Linked DNA regions of Homo sapiens: region 1 is linked to region 2. A link is an interaction called in ENCODE POLR2A ChIA-PET data of the cell type or tissue named here. Cell type or tissue: B cell. All regions are shown on one strand. Links, peaks and the distances in the headings refer to the core of each region. The heading gives the core; the rest is flanking DNA. Region 1 has its middle 9.2 kb from the start of MMP9. Region 2 overlaps NCOA5 (nuclear receptor coactivator 5).

Region 1 (8,332 bases), core at 327-8,326, 67 kb after region 2:
CGGCCTCCCGAAGTGCTGAGATTACATGCGTAAGCCACCGTGCCCAGCCTCAAGTGGAGTTTTATTTAAGGTGAGAAGTTCTTGTCTACAAGAAGGGATGGTGCTGTGCAGGGAGAGATGTGAAAATGGAGGTGAAAGAGAATGGGCCTGGGACCGGTTCCTTTGACACTGGGTTGCCCACTGGCAGGTAAGAATATGCTTGGGGTCCCAGCAAAGCAGGCGCAGTCCCAAAATACACATTTAAAATATTGATTTTGACCGGGTGCGGTGGCTCACACCTGTAATCCCAGCACTTTAGGAGGCAGAGGCAGTTGGATCACCTATGATCGGGAGTTGAAGACCAGCCTGGCCAACATGGTGAAACCCCGTCTCTACTAAAAACACAAAAATAAGCTGGGCATGGTGGTGCATGCCTGTAATCCCAGCTACTCAGGAGACTGAGGCAGGAGAATCACTTGAACCCAGGAGGCAGAGGTTGCGGTGAGCTGAGATCGCGCTACTGCACTCCAACCTGGGCGACAGAGCGAGACTCCGGAGACTGTGTCTCAAAATAAATAAATAAAATAAAATATTGTTTTTGATATTTGGAAAAAATCCTCAAAGTAGCCAGCTTGGGAAAAAAAAATCAGTTCTCTATTGTTCTTTTTATGAAGTCATTTCAGGGTTTAGTGTTGTTTTACTTTGGACAACAGATGGGAGGGGCACCGTATTTTCAGTAATCACAGCCACTAAAGGTGTAAATCTGGTCCTGCTCACAATGGGGAAGAGGTGGGAAGAGGACTTAATCTTTGAGAAATCCAAGGTTAAGCATTCAGCGGGGGCTCAGTCCCTGCTGGACAAATGGATGGAGAGAGCCCTGGGGAATGGCTCAGGAGGGAGAAGTCCATGTGGCGCACAGGGAAACCGGCACATATTTTGACCCTTTTCCAAGCCTGGGTTGAGCCTCTACTCTCGGCCCAGCCCACTTTCTCATACATCTTCCAGTTCAATGGTTCTCAAACTGTAGTCCCAGGACCAGAAGCCCCTGCAGCACCTGAGAACTTAGAAACACAAATCCTCCCCGCCCCAGAATGATTGAATCAGCAACTCCGGGGTGGGGCCCAGAAATCTTTGACCTAACAAGCCAAAGTTTTTGTTTGTTTGTTTGTTTGTTTTTGACACAGAGTCTCACTCTGTCTCCCAGGCTGGAGTGCAGTGGCACGATCTCGACTCACTGCAACCTCCACCTCCCGGGTTCAAGCGATTCTTCTGCCTCAGCCTCTTGAGTAGCTGGGACTACAGGGGCCCGCCACCATGCCCGGCTAATTTTTGTATTTTTTAGTAGAGACGGGGTTTCACCATATTGGCCAGGCTGGTCTTGAACTCCTGACCTCGTGATCTGCCCGCCTCAGCCTCCCAAAGTGTTGGGATTACAGGCGTGAGCCACCACACCTGGCCCTTTTTTTTTTTTTTTTTTTTTTGAGACAGAGTCTTGTTCTGTCACCCGGGCTGGAGGGCAGTGGCATGATCTCAGCTCACTGCAACCTCCACCTCCCAGGTTCAAGCAATTCTCCTGCTTCAGCCTTTTGAGCAACTGGGACTACAGGTGCTTGTGGCCATGTCTGGCTAATTTTTGTATTTTCAGTAGAGACAGGGTCTCACTATGTTGGCCAGTCTGGTCTCGAACTCCTGACCTCAGGTGATACACTGGCCTTGGCCTCCCAAAGTGCTGGAATTACAAGCATGAGCTACTGTGCCCAGCCCAGCCAAGTGATTCTGATGCATGCTCAGTTTGCCACCTCTGCTGTAGTGCAGCTTCATCCCTACGCTGATAGGGAGGGCATTTGACCCCATTTCCAGATGAGGAAACTGACCTTCAGAGAGATGAAGCCACTTGTCCAAAAGCCACACAACTCATACCAAAATCAAGTGGGAATCTAGGCCTTTCTGACTATATAAAGTGGGTGCTTCTCACTACAACATTATAGCGGGGGGTGATGTTCAAGTATTTAACAACCAGGTCCTCAGGAGCCCTAACTAATCAGAACTGATTATGTCCAGGGTCTGGGGAGATGGGGAGGGTGATGCTTTGAACTTAGAAAGTTCAAAGCAGCCCCAGTTACAAGTGGATGGGGAAATATGTCAGTATTTTATTTTTGAGACAGGGTCTTGCTCTGTTGCCCAAGCTGGAGTGCAGTGGCACAATCACGGCTCACTGCAACCTGTGCCTCCCAGGCTCAGGCGATCCTCCCAAGTAGTTGGGACCACAGGCACGCTCCACCACGCCTGGCTAGTTTTTGCAATTTTTATAGAGATGGGTTTACCATGTTGCCCAGGCTGGTCTCAAAATCTTGAGCTCAAGGGATCCATCTGCCTCGGCTTCCCAAAGTACTGGGATTACAGGCATGAGCCACCGCACCCAGCCATATTTCAGTATTTTTACAACCAATGCTGCTATACCAGTGCATACTGGCTGCACACCAATCCTCCAGTCCCCTTCCTAGAAGGAGGGTCTCCTGAAGCTGGCACCGGGTGGTGGGCCTGCAGCTAACAATAGCCCCAAAGCAAGCACAGGTATAACAAGTGTCTCGTGGGAATCCTGTTCAGCAATGCTTCTCAAATTTGATTGCACATTGGAATCACTCAGGATTTTCTCTTGAATACTGATGCCTGACTTTCACCTCCCCTCCTGTAGATTCTGACTTAATTGGTCTAGGGTACAGCCTGAGCGTTGGGAAATTTTTTAAGCCTCGGTGATTCTAATATGCAGGAAGGGTTAATAACATTGCTATACCGGGCCCCGGAACCTGTAAGAGTCTCCAGATTAAGAACGCCTGGTTAGTGTCAGTATTTCCTAAAGCCAGGGACTTTTAAAAAACAAAGGTTCTCAAGAGATTCTGGTTTAGTAATCAGTGTGATCTGGAAGTAGATGTTAGCAAGCTCCTTCGGTTTAGAAATCACTGATAGGGACAGCCGCTGCTGGCTGTGTTCACTGAGAGGTTCAGAGATTCTACCCCCTCTCTCCCACCCACCCCCAACATAGTTGAAGCAATTGAGAACACTTTGCCAGGAAGTATCCAGAACCAATTTCCGCAGCTCTTCCTTCCCCTGTGCTGCGGAGACATTGCTTCAAAGAACACGCTCTGTAAAAGAGCCCAAGACACCCTCCCCGGAGAGTCATTTCTGACTGTGCTGCTGCAGAGCCCCAGGGCTGCAGGCTGGGCTGGGCCTGCTCTGATTGCCTGTTCTTCCCATTAAACCTGGGACACCCTCATTTAGATGCGATCTGCATACATTTGCATATTAAATTCCAGTGCCCCCTCCCATTCCTCCCACCCCTGTGGCATGTTAGGGGAAAACAAAAACTAATGTATTCACAAAGCCTGCTGAGATGTGTTCAAACCTGAACTTCACGCAGCGCTGGGACTTTGATACACCTGAAGCCGGGGGTGCTGGGATGCAGGGAAGATGGCACAGTCTCTGCATGGATGCAAGGAAGGCCAGCGGAAGGGAAGCACTCGAAGCTTCCCAGGGTCTGGAAGTAGCAGTTCCAGCCCAGCTCCTGATGAGAGGCGATGCGGGATTTCTCCAATGGGAAAACACGGGGAGCACATGGAGAGGGGGCGGGTGAGATTCATGGGGGGCCTGGTTTGGAGACCATCCATAAGGCTCTCTCAGCTCCAACCATGGGCTCCATAAAGAGGCCAACTAGGTGACAGCTGGTACAGTGGAAGGGGCTGGATGCTGGAATCTGGCATACCTGGATTTGAATTTGCACTGTGTGACCTTGGGTAAATGACTTTCCCTCCCTGAACCTCAGTTTCTTCATCTTTGTAATGGGAGTTAAAATTAAGCTGATTATATGGTCATGGGAGTCATGTCTTTAACCAATCATGGAATTATCTTTCCCAAGTCCCTTCTGAGATTGGGAAGGAATCTGCTAATGAGTGAGTCTTGGAGGGTGGAGGGGCTCCAGAAATCTACACCTGCATGACAAACGGCCTCGAAATTTAAAGGCTCTGAAACAATTTATTGTGACTGTATCTCACTATTCTGTGGGTCAGAAATTTGGACAGAACACAGCAGGGCTGCTCCTTCTGCTCTATGATGCCTGAGGCCTCAGCTGAGGGAGTCAGCTGGTGGCTCAGTGTGGACTGGAAAGTCCAAGGTGTTTTACTCCCATTCCTGGATGGATTCATCATGTTTTTATTTTTTATTTTTTGAGTCAGAGTCTCACTTTTTCTCCCAGGCTGGAGTGCAGTGGCACGAACATAGCTCATGGCAGCCCCTAACTCCTGGGCTTAAGTGATCCTCCCGCCCCAGCCTCCTGAGTAGCTGCTACTACAGGCATGCGCCACCACACCCAGCAAATTTTTTGTTTGTTTTTGGCAGAGATGGAGTCTCACTGTGTTGCTCAGGTTTGTGTCAAACTCCTGGGCTCAAGTGATACTCCTGCCTCAGCCTCCAAAAGTGCTGGGATTGCAGGTGTGAGCCACCACGCCTGGCCTATTAATCGTGTTTTTTCTTTTCTGTATTTTATGATGCTTTGACATCCAGGGGCCTTATGGACCCGAAAAGGGACTGCCCCTCCTAGGGATAGCTAATTCCTAGAGATGGCAATCTTGCCTGGGAGCACCTCTTAATGTGCAAACCAACCAATCTTGATTCCATAACCCCCATCCACCTCCTACCTCCTTTTATCAGCTCCTGCAGTTCAGGATGCTATCCCCCATTCTAGATCATCCTGCTTAGGTACTAGACAACTAGGGACCACCCCTATAGCCCAGAACCCAAGGGAATTGTTCAAGCTAGCCAGTCCTAAACCCATCCAGCTTGTCTACCCTGCCTTGCCTATTCCTTCCCACCAAAATCACAATGAAGACTCTGGCCCACACTTCCCCCTTCCTCCTTCTGCCTCCTGACTGATGCTGGTACTTCCCCATGTGGCCCTGTGTGACATGGCATGCCCCCTCCTCTTGAGAACTGTGGTTAACCAACTGTCTTTCAATGACAATCATCTCCTGATCTGTTGGCCTCGCCATACCTGAATAAAAACAAAATCCCAGGTACAATTTAAAACATGGGGGTCAGCCGGTGCGGTGACTCATGCCTGTGATCCCAGCACTTTGGGAGGGCGAGGTGGGAGGATTGTTTGAGCCCAGGAGTTTGAGACCAGCCTGGGCAACATAGCAAGACCACCATCTCTAAAATAAAAAAGAAAAATATGTATATAAAACACTGGGGTCTTGGCAGAGCTAGCTGGAAGGCTGGGCTGTAGTGTGCCCTTCTCCCTTCCCCACGTAATCTCCATGTGGTCTCTCCAGTCAGTCTTCTTACGGAGTGAGTGACTCAGGGCTCCCAGAGACCAAGGCAGAAGCTGCCACTTCCCTTAAAGTCTGGGCCTGAAGCTGGCATAGTGTCACATCCACTGTATTCTATTGGCCAAAGCAGTCACAGGCCAGGAGAGGAAGATAGAGCCCAATTCTCTATCTCCTGTGATATGAAAGGAGTATCACAGAGCATGCAGCCATCTTTAATCTTCCAGGGATGGAGAGGTATCCTCCCACTGGAAACCTCCCCCGGGCATCAGGGATGCAGACATGTGACTGGGTTTGGGCCATAGGATGCTCCCCCCAGATCTCTGAATCTTAGGAGACTGCTGGATTGATGTATGAGCAGAGCCCAGCAGTCCTGAGGGTCCTCCAGGGTCAGTCCAGGCTGACCCTGCTACGCGTTCCTGATCGTGCCCACTGTGGGCCAGTCTCCCTCGACACCAGCTCACCTTCCAAGCTTGGCCTTGAGCCTTCACATCGCTGCTGTGAGCCTCCAGAAATCTGTTTAGTACATTCCTTTTTGCTTAAGTTAGCCTGAGCCAGTTTTGCTTATTTAAAACCCAGGGCCCCCACTAATACAGGACCATTCTCTTCCTTCTCCTCACTCCCTGAGTGCCTGGCTTTAACGGAAAGCACCACTGGCCTCATTTCCTAAAGCCCCCTGGGTAGCACCTGCCGAGGTCCCAGTGGCACCTCCAATGTAACCTGGTCCAAATCCAGTCCTCCCCAGCCCTGCTCCTCCCTCTGGGCCCCTCCTCCAGCTTCCTATTCATTCCCAGGCCTTCCCAATTTCCAAATCACCTGTATGGCATCCGATAGCCCCCCACAATGACATTCAAGTAACTGACAACCTGGACAGTCCTCTTTAATCCAGCCCCTCTGTATTTATTTGCTTGCATGGGCTGCCATAACAAAGTCCCATAGATGGGTGGCTTAAACAACAGAAATGTATTTTCTCATAGTTCTGGAGGCAGAAGTCCTAGATCAAGGTGCTGGCAGGGCTGGTTTCTTCTGAGCCCCCCTTCCTGGGTCTGTAGATGGCCGTCTACTTTCCTTGTCTTCGCATGGTCTCCCCTCTGTGCATGTCTGTGTCCTAATTTCCTCTTCTTAAGGACGCCAGTCATATTGGATTAAGGCCCATTCCCATGACCTCATTTTAACTTAATTACCTCTTTAAATACCCTATCTCCAAATACAGTCACCTTCTGAAGTGCTAGGGGTTAAGGTTTCAACACTGAATTTTTTGAGGGGAACACAGTTCAGCCCAGGACACCACCATCCTCTGCATTCCCACTGCCTCTGCCTGAGCTTCAGCCTTGCCACCTCTCTCTCCTGTTTTTGCAATAGCTCAGCCCCTCTAGCACCCAGCATCCAGCTCCTTATTGCCTCCAGAATAAATGCTGAACTCCTTAGCCTGGCATCCAAGGCCCTGCTGAGCCTGACTCCAACCTGCTTTTAAAGTCGTCATTGCAGTGAGGGCCAGGAAAGATGTGAATGTTGTCTAACGGCTTGCTACTCAAAGTGTAATCCACGGACCGGCAGCATTGGCATCACCTGGGAGCCAGTCAGAAATGCAGAATCTCGGGCCAGACCACAGACATACTGAATCAGAATCTGCCTCACCTGCATAAGATCCCCAGGTGACCTGATACAAGGCAAAGTTTGAAAGTTTACAGATGACCAGGCATGATGGCTCATGCCTGTAATCCCAGCACTTTGGGAGGCCAAGGTGAGAGGCCTGCTTGAGTCCAGGAGTTTAAGACTAGCCTGGGCAAGATAATGAGACTCCCCTCTCCCTCCTCCTTTCTCCACAACAGTAAAAAAAATTAGCCACATGTGGTGGCATGCACCTGTGGTCCTAGCTACTCAGGAGGCTGAGGTGGGAGGATAACTTGAGCCTAGGAGGTCGAGGCTGCAGCGAACCGTGATCACACGACTGCACTCCAGCCTGGGCGACAGAGCGAGCCCTTGTCTCAAAAAAAAAAGAAAGTTTGGCCAGGTGCGGTGGCTCATGCCTGTAATCCTAGCACTTTGGGAGGCCGAGGCAGGCTGACCATCTGAGGTCGAGACCAGCCTGGCCAACATGGTGAAACCCCATCTCTACTAAAAATACACACACACACACAAATTAGCTGGGCGTGGTGGCGGGCGCTTGTAATACCAGCTACTGGGGAGGCTGAGGCAGGAGAATCACTTGAACCTGGGAGGCAGAGGTTGCAGTGAGCCTAGATGGCGCCACTGCTCTCCAGCCTGGGCGACAGAGCAAGACTTCATCTCAAAAAAAAAAAAAAAAAAAAAAAAAATTGCTGGGCGCGGTGGCTCACACCTGTAATCCCAGCACTTTGGGAGGCCGAGGTGGGTGGATCACCTGAGGTCAAGAGTTCAAAACCAGCCTGGCCAACATGGTGAAACCCCGTCTCTAATAAAAACACAAAAATTAGGCAGGCATGGTAGTGTGCACCTGTAATCCCAACTACTCGGGAGGCTGAGACAGGAGAATCGCTTGAACCCAGGAGGTGGAGGTTGCAGTGAGCCAAGATCGCGCCATTGCACTCCAGTCTGGGTGACAGAGTGAGACTGTCTCAAAAAGAAAGAAAGAAAGAAAGGAAGGAAGGAAGGAGGGAAGGAAGGAAGGAAGGAAGGAAGGAAGGAAGGAAGGAAGGAAGGAAAGAAAGAAAGAAAGAAAGTTTACAGATGGTAAGAAAGAAAGTTTACAGAATGGCATCCAGAGAGGGACTCAAAGGATCAGGTTTCACCTTGTTGGGCCAGAAACTTGACTTTGCCCGGACAGAACCACCTCATTCAGAGGAGTCTGAGACGCACAGCAGATGACAATTCTGAACAAACAAATAAACTTGGCTATTAAGAATAGCCCAAGGCTAACAAGAATTCCAAATTCACAGGTTAAGCAAATGAAAAGGTTGCCCAAGATGGCTCCCTGATGGGTTCTCAAATTTCTCATTTCCATTCAGCAAACATTTATTGAATCCCTGCTGAGTGCTGAGCTGGGTGCTGGGCGC
Region 2 (8,332 bases), core at 197-8,196:
CCCTGTTTTAGAGAAGAATGCTTGGAGGGTGGGGGTTTTCTCATATGAAGAGCTGATGGGTTGGCTACTTTCAATTTCTTTGTCTTAGCATTTTCTTGCTACCTCCCACAGGGATCCATATGGCTTTGGAGACAGTCGAGATTCAAGGCGTGATCGATCCCCAATTCGAGGAAGTCCAAGGAGAGAGCCCAGGGATGGCAGAAATGGCCGGGATGCCCGGGACAGCAGAGACATTCGAGACCCCCGAGACTTGCGGGACCACAGACATAGTAGAGATTTGCGGGATCACAGAGACAGCAGGAGTGTGCGCGACGTTCGGGACGTGAGGGATCTTAGAGACTTTCGTGATCTAAGAGACTCTAGGGATTTTCGAGATCAGCGAGACCCCATGTACGACAGATACAGAGACATGAGAGACTCCCGAGATCCTATGTACAGGTACATACGTAGTTACTCTGCTTGTTTTTTCCTGAGTTCTTTTTATGTATGTTCTGCTAAACTAATTGAAAGCTCTGTAAGAGCAGTCATTTTATCAGCCTTTTATTTCTGGTGACTGTCAAGTGATAGATGTGCTGCTGCTCAATAAATTTTGCTGAATGTATGAATGATTTTCAACATTTTTAACAGAAAATAACAGTGTTGGAAAGGTATGGAGAAATTGAAACTCTGAGAAATTGTAGGTAGGAATGCAAATTGGTATAGCCACTATGGAAAACAGTTTGGCAGTTCCTTAAAAAGTTAAACATAGAATTACCATATGATCTATCAGTTCCGCTCCTGAGTATACACTCAAAACAATTGAAAAGAGGGACTCAGTTGTACATGAATATGCATAGCAGTACTATTCACAATAACCAAAAGGTAAAAACACTCCAGATGTCTATCAGCAGATTAATGGATTTTTTTTTTTTTTCTTTGAGACAAGGTGTCATTCTGTTTCCCAGGCTGGAGTGCAGTGGCATGATCACAGCTCACTGCAGCCTTGACCTCCCAGGCTTAAGTACTTCTCCCACCTCAGCCTCTCAAGTAACTGGGACTACAGGCATATGCCGCCACACCTGGCTAATTTTTTTGTATAGACGTGGAGTCTCACTGTGTTGCCCAGGCTGGTCTTGAACTCCTGAGCTCAAGGTATCCTCCCGCCTTGGCTTCCCAAAGTGCTGAGATTACAGGTGTAAGCCACTGTGTGGATTTGTTTTTAAGTGGTGTATTCATATAATGTGGTATCATTCAGCCATAAAATGAAATGAAATTCTGATCTGTGGTACAGCATGAAGGACGTTGAAAACATTATGCTAAGTGAAATAAGCCAGACATAAGACAAATATTGTATGATTTCACTTTATGTGAAATATCAAGAATACGCAAATTTATAGAGACAGAAAATAGATTAAAGATTACCAGTGGCTGGGGAGAGGGGAGTTATTTCACGAATACAGAATTTATGTTTGAGGTGATGAAAAATTTTAGATAATGGTGATGGTTGCACAGCATTGTGAATATAATGCCACTGAATTGTATACTTAAAAATTGTTAGGCCAGGCGCAGTGGCTCACGCCTGTAATCCCAGCACTTTGGGAGGCCGAGGTGGGCGGATTGGATTGCCTGAGCTCAAGAGTTCAAGACCAACCTAGGCAACATGGCAAAACTCCATCTCTACTAAAAAAAAAATAATAATAATAATAAAAATTGTTAAAATGGCAAATTATTGTTATATGCGTTTAGATATAATTTTAAAAAGCACAAGGGAGGGACATGTAATGTTTCCTCAAAACTAGTATCAATAATTCCTGCCAGTTATTTTGCATTTAATATATGCCAAAGACCATGCTAAGTGCTTTCTGTACATCATCTCAGTGAGACAGGTTAACTCTATCACAGCCACAGAGCTGATAATGCAGTGAGTCCCAGATATAAACCTCATTTGTCTAATCCCAGAGAATTCTCTAGGTGACTTTTTCAGGATAAGACACAGTTTTATCTTTATGAAAATTTCCTTAACTTTTCAGGAGAGAAGGCTCTTATGACCGATACCTACGAATGGATGACTATTGCAGGAGAAAGGATGACTCTTATTTTGACCGTTACAGAGATAGCTTTGATGGACGGGGCCCTCCAGGCCCAGAAAGTCAGTCTCGTGCAAAAGGTAAAGTAGCTGAAACAGTCTATTCCTATTATTGATAGAACACTTTACAAAAGAGAGAGGAAACTAATAACCAGTACCCCCATCTGAAAAAGGGCTAGTGCCTTGGCCAAGCAGTGTATAAAAAGAAGAAATATAAGTAGCTTATTAGTGGGTAAAGAGCATTTGGCTTGAAAATGATTTTTAAGATGCAAATTAGTACCATCATCTGGTTTAGTCATCCAACAAGAAGAAATAAATATGAAATTCCAGCAATAAGAAATGAACAAAATGCTGGTCACTGTGGCCACCACCTGTAATCCTAGCACTTTGGAAGGCCAAGGCCGGCAGATCACTTGAGCCCAGGAGTTCAAGACCAGCTTAAGCAACATGATAAAACCCCATCTCTACAAAAAAAAATACAAAAATTGTCTTGGTGCAGTGGTGCACACCTGTAGTCCCAGCTACTCGGGGGGCTGAGGCAGGAGGATCGCTGGAGCCTAGGATGTTGAGGTCTCAGCAAGCCATGATTGTGCCACTGCACTCCAGCCTGGGTGACAGAGTGAGACCCTGTCTCAAAAAAAAAAAAGAGAAAAATGAACAAAAGATTGGAGCTGAAGACATTAAGTGCTTGTTTTTTGCCTACTGACCAAGTAACTATGACTGACTATCTGCATTATCTAGGCAAAATAGGTTTTTGGTTTTTTTTATAACTTTTACCTAACAGCATCTCTTTTTTAGATGAAGGCAAACATGTCTTTTTAAAGCCTGGTTTTTCTCAATACATCTTTAAAGGTTCTTAAATTATTTCATACCTGGCCAAGTTGAAATCTTTAAGAATCTCATTTTTAATTTTAATTTTTTAATTTTAAACTTTATACTTGATTTTTTTCTTTTAAAAAAAGAACTTTTAAATTTTTAATTTTAAACTTTACTACTTGATTTTTTCCCCAAAAAAAAAGCAAAAATGCAGATTAGAATAATAATAATATTCTTATCTGTCAAGTTGGCAAGACTTAAAAAGAATGACAGTACTCACTGTTGACTAAGGTGTGGAGAAATAGGCACTAGATGATCTACCTCTGTGGAGGTATAAATTAGTATCAGCCTTCTCAGGGAGCAGCTTGGCAGTAAGTATCAGATGCAGCATTAAAATGGCCACGTCCTTTAATCCAGCATTACATTTTGGTTAATTTATAATAGTAAAAAATATTAATACTGGCTGTTTTTAGGAGATAGACCAGAGGATTGATTCAGAGTATTATGACCTTTGCCTACAAGTAGCTCAGGATTTAAAATGAGGGTCCAGTCCTTATTTCAGTTTACCCTGGTGGTGTTTTGCAGAGCGTTTGAAACGTGAGGAACGGCGTAGAGAAGAGCTTTATCGTCAATATTTTGAGGAAATCCAGAGACGCTTTGATGCCGAAAGGCCCGTTGATTGTTCTGTGATTGTGGTCAACAAACAGACAAAGTAAGAACCCTTAGATATTTCTCCCCAGTAAGGAGAAGAGTCAGAGAAATTCAGGCTCCTGTTTAGCACCTCTATCCACTGAATCTGAGCTGTGTATTCTTGCATTGCTGTGCGCTGTTAGCCAGGGTTCTTTCAGTTATAGGTGACAGAAAACTCAATTCAAATTGAGGCCAAAAGGGACATTTTTCATTTAAGCAAAAATTAACTGGGAAATTGAGGCACAGCCACATCCAGGATCAAACCATGTCATCAAAATTGGTCTCTGTGTTAGTCTCTAAGCACTGTTTTCCTCAGATTTGCCTTTGTTCTCAGGCAGGTTTTGTGCTTGAAGAGGCAGAATGGCACTGGCCCTGAACGTGTGTCTTCTTAGCTTAGCAAGCCAAGTGGAAAGAGAACTTCTCTTTCCCAGTGTTTCCACCTGAAGTTCTGCAGTTCTTTTTAGATTGACCTGACTCACTTTCCCATCCCTGAGCCTGTCACTTTGGCAGGGGTGCTGGGTGTTCTGATTGGCCAGGGCTAAGTCATGTTCCCATCCCAAGAGCTAGAGGTGGGATTAGCCCTGTGGAACCATGCAGACTGAGAGTGGAAGAGGGTGTAGCCGCTGGTCAAGCAGAGTAGTATATACTCCCTTCATGGGACAACCCAAATGCCCAATACTTTGGGAGACACGCCTCTGCATTTGTCAGCCAAGAACCAAGTCTTTGTGAAGTACCATGGCCTTGCAGAACTGTTACATGACCATGTTACCAAGCTAGGGCTTATAGCATTGTTTCACTGCATCCCTGTTTTACATTTTCTCCTTGAAGAGGCAGAGCAGAGAAGCAGAAAGGAGTATAGCAGCTTGCAGGCTTGGCAGTAGCTATGTTCCCTTTCCCTAGGTGGTACTAAGTAAATAACTTCATGTATTTTCTAGCAGTTTGGGGTTAAAGAGCTAATTTCAAGGCAGTGACTAGGGAAATAGGTGTTGAGACACCAAGCAGTAGGCAGAGTTCACAGGCTCTTGGCTGTCTTGTTCAGTGATAGATGCTGCTTTTAACTCTAGAGAGCTTTTTTTGGACACATGATAATAGCTGTTATTTTCTGAGCACCTACTTTATGTACTACCCCATACTAGGTGCCTTACATAAATTATTTTTAATCTTCACAGTAATCATAAAAAATGAGCATTCAGCAAATCTTTTATACGTATGGTGGATGGCGGGTATTGGGGCTGTATAGCCTCATTCCACTGGTGGAGCTTACACCCAATGGGGCAGGTGACAAAAGCATACAGGTGATGAGTCCTATGAGAAGAGAATGTCAGAGATCTAATTTAGATTGGAGGGAAGGTCAAAAAAATGACGTATGAACTGAGCCATGTTACTCCTGTTTTATTAGTAAAGAAACTGATGTTTGTAAGAGGTAAATGGACTTGCTTAAGCTTCACAACTTTGCAAATAAATTTTAAGGGCTGGGATCCAAACCCATGTTTCTAGCGTTAAACCCATGATCTTCCCACTGTGTTGTGCAGCCTACCCAAAAAGAGATAAGTGCCACAAGTCTTAGGGAGCAGGATGGTCTTAAGGAAGGACCACAGGGCTAGAGAATCAAGAGAAGGACCTGGGTATCATACTGTGCTACTGGCAACTTCTGACGTGATCTCAAGCAAGTCACAACCGTTCTGAGCCAGGGTAGAGAGAGAGTATTGGTCTAGATACTTGGATCCTGAATACGGTACTGGGGTAGACTAAGGTTTGAGTTATCAGTAGGAACACACACAACTGGCTTGAGACACACGATGCAGATTTGGAGTTGGTCGCTCACCTGGATCTTATTTATTTTTACAGAGACTATGCTGAGTCTGTGGGGCGGAAGGTGCGAGACCTGGGCATGGTAGTGGACTTGATCTTCCTTAACACAGAAGTGTCACTGTCACAAGCCTTGGAGGATGTTAGCAGGGGAGGTTCTCCTTTTGCTATTGTCATCACCCAGCAACACCAGATTCACCGCTCCTGCACAGTCAACATCATGTTTGGAACCCCGCAAGGTACAGAGTCAGAATACCGGAGGTAGTCACTAGTCCATTATTAGTCCTTTATGCCTTACTCAGAAGAAGCAGGTTTTGGGCAAATGACTCTTATATCTCAGTTCATATATGGTAGGGCCCCTCTCTTAAGTACCATGGAAGAGTCTTGCATAGTCACTTACTTATCTGATAGTTTCTTAGTGGATCTCTGTTACACTATACTTAGCCACTAGGTATATACAGTGGTGTGCTGGCACACGTGTAACAACAAGTTCCAGTGTGGGGGGAGGGCGTTTATAGCATTTGCTGATCTCCATGGTGTAAATACTCCCACCATGTTTCAGTTCAAGCCACCAACCTGAAGTCACTGAAGGGAGAGTTGGAAAGAAATGTACACAGTTGGCTCTTGCCACTGAGATCTGGCTCCAGCACACCTCTGCCATGTACTCCACTGAATGTGACAAAATCCTTGCTTCTGCCAGCTTTCTAATGGAGGACAGAGAATATAACAGGCATTTAGGGTCCTTTTTGTAAGTGTGCTGGAGAAGTAACCAGAGGGGCTAAGAGGCCGTGACCCTGTAGAGGCCCAGGCCCAGTTCTCGAAGTCCTCCTCAGAAGTAGCTTTTAATGCATTGAGCCCAGAGGATTAAGAGTCCGCCAGCTGATACCCTGCTCCTCACTCTTACAGCACAGACTTAACCCTTTTCCCACTATACGCAGGATCTCTCTTTGCCTCACCCATTACCCTCATAACCATACAATTACATAAGGATCTCCAGTGGGTCATTTGTCTGAGGAATAGTCCTCAAGATGTGTGAGGACAAAAGTTCTAAGGAGTCCTCTCACTACCCAGTAAACCATGTTGCCCATGGGTGAGGAGAGGAGGTTATTTAGGGTCACAGTTTGATCTTAATCTATGACTTTTGAACTGATGAATTAAAAAATGGTAGGCCAGCTCTGTCCTGAGGAGCACAGTGGAGAGCCCTGCTTTCCAGAGGGGCCTGTTGGCCTCCTGCTGCTGGTCTAGAGGCTGTTGGGCCTGCCTCCCATGGCTGTTCCCCACGTGGTCTGTTTGAATCTGTGGGAGGATGTCATGTTTCTTTGGTTTTTACTACAAGTCTGTGATCTAGGAATTCCCCCAAAGAACCAGCTGTATATAAAGGTGCATCTCCTCACCAAAAGTGTTCGTTCACTTCCCTTCCTGGCCTTCATCTCTCCCCCCACACCACCCCACTCTCAATCTCAAGGCTTTTTGTCACCAAAATGATTTTCTTGCTGGTATGAGGTTAGGAAAGACTTGACAGAGTGCAGCAGGTGGGCACTTAAATATGTCATGGAAGAAAATAACTCATGTCATTTCCTCCTACAGAGCATCGCAACATGCCCCAAGCAGATGCCATGGTGCTGGTGGCCAGAAATTATGAGCGTTACAAGAATGAGTGCCGGGAGAAGGAACGTGAGGAGATTGCCAGACAGGCAGCCAAGATGGCCGATGAAGCCATCCTGCAGGAAAGAGAGAGAGGAGGCCCTGAGGAGGGAGTGCGTGGGGGCCACCCTCCAGCCATCCAGAGCCTCATCAACCTGCTGGCAGACAACAGGTACCTCACTGCTGAAGAGACTGACAAGATCATCAACTACCTGCGAGAGCGGAAGGAGCGGCTGATGAGGAGCAGCACCGACTCTCTGCCTGGTGAGCTACGTGGCAGGGCCGAGGTGAAGTTCTGACTCTGCATTTCTCTAATCCCCAGGCTCTGTTGGGAGGGTGTCAGGCCCAGGGCTCTTTGGAGTGGGTAAGGGAACTAAGTCCATCCCTTGGGTTCTCCCGTGGGCCACCCATGCTGATATAATGTTAATAATAACTTTATATTTGGGTACTGAATGCTGATCCCTATAGTTAATGTGGTGGATTGACTAGTATTGCTGGCTCCGTGGTAGCCAGGATGGATGCCCTTTTGTTTTTTAGCAGTTCTCTAGGGGAACTAGCCTATTGTTTTCTGTAAACAGCACATATCATGAAGCGGCCTCTTTGGGAAATTGATGTTATCGTCTGTGTACTGTATGATTGATGTGACTCAGTGATTGTTGTTCTTCCTTTGGCTGCTAGGCCTCCTGCCCTTGGGGGGTACTTTGAACCAGATACCTCCCTCTTCTGTCTTCCAGGCCCGATTTCCCGCCAACCACTCGGGGCGACCTCGGGTGCCTCGCTGAAGACACAGCCAAGCTCCCAACCGCTCCAGAGCGGCCAAGTGCTCCCCTCTGCTACACCCACTCCATCTGCACCCCCCACCTCCCAGCAAGAGCTTCAGGCCAAAATCCTCAGCCTCTTCAATAGTGGCACAGTGACGGCCAATAGCAGCTCTGCATCCCCCTCGGTTGCTGCCGGAAACACCCCAAACCAGAATTTTTCCACAGCAGCAAACAGCCAGCCTCAACAAAGATCACAGGCTTCTGGCAATCAGCCTCCAAGCATTTTGGGACAGGGAGGATCTGCTCAGAACATGGGCCCCAGACCTGGGGCTCCTTCCCAAGGGCTTTTTGGCCAGCCTTCCAGTCGCCTGGCACCTGCTAGCAACATGACTAGCCAGAGGCCTGTGTCTTCCACAGGTATCAACTTTGACAATCCAAGTGTACAGAAGGCTCTGGATACCCTGATCCAGAGTGGCCCTGCTCTCTCCCACCTGGTTAGCCAGACCACAGCACAGATGGGGCAGCCACAGGCCCCCATGGGATCTTA

The links. ChIA-PET counts read pairs that join two places held together with the same protein. Peaks named below come from ENCODE experiments on the same cell type or tissue, not always from the same donor. Only the 100,000 strongest peaks of a DNase experiment are listed, where the experiment ranks them.
Region 1: POLR2A ChIA-PET joins it to region 2 with 8 read pairs; 4 of 35 experiments call an interaction of 5 or more read pairs at or near these places.

The regions. Positions count from the first base shown.
Region 1 is chr20:45,995,557-46,003,888 of GRCh38, reverse strand. No RefSeq gene overlaps it. Among named protein-coding and RNA genes, the nearest start is that of MMP9, 9.2 kb to the left of the region's middle. RefSeq lists an enhancer at 7,966-8,332. In B cell, for the core only: no CTCF peak of the experiment used is centred there; a DNase peak (open chromatin) is centred at 4,918; H3K27me3 peaks cover 1,732 bases.
Region 2 is chr20:46,062,316-46,070,647 of GRCh38, reverse strand. It overlaps NCOA5 (nuclear receptor coactivator 5), which reads left to right. Exons shown (of 8, transcript NM_020967.3): 3 at 112-438; 4 at 2,010-2,146; 5 at 3,467-3,593; 6 at 5,420-5,619; 7 at 6,968-7,288; 8 at 7,759-8,332. Among named protein-coding and RNA genes, the nearest start is that of NCOA5, 23 kb to the left of the region's middle. RefSeq lists an enhancer at 6,515-6,574. In B cell, for the core only: no CTCF peak of the experiment used is centred there; no DNase peak of the experiment used is centred there.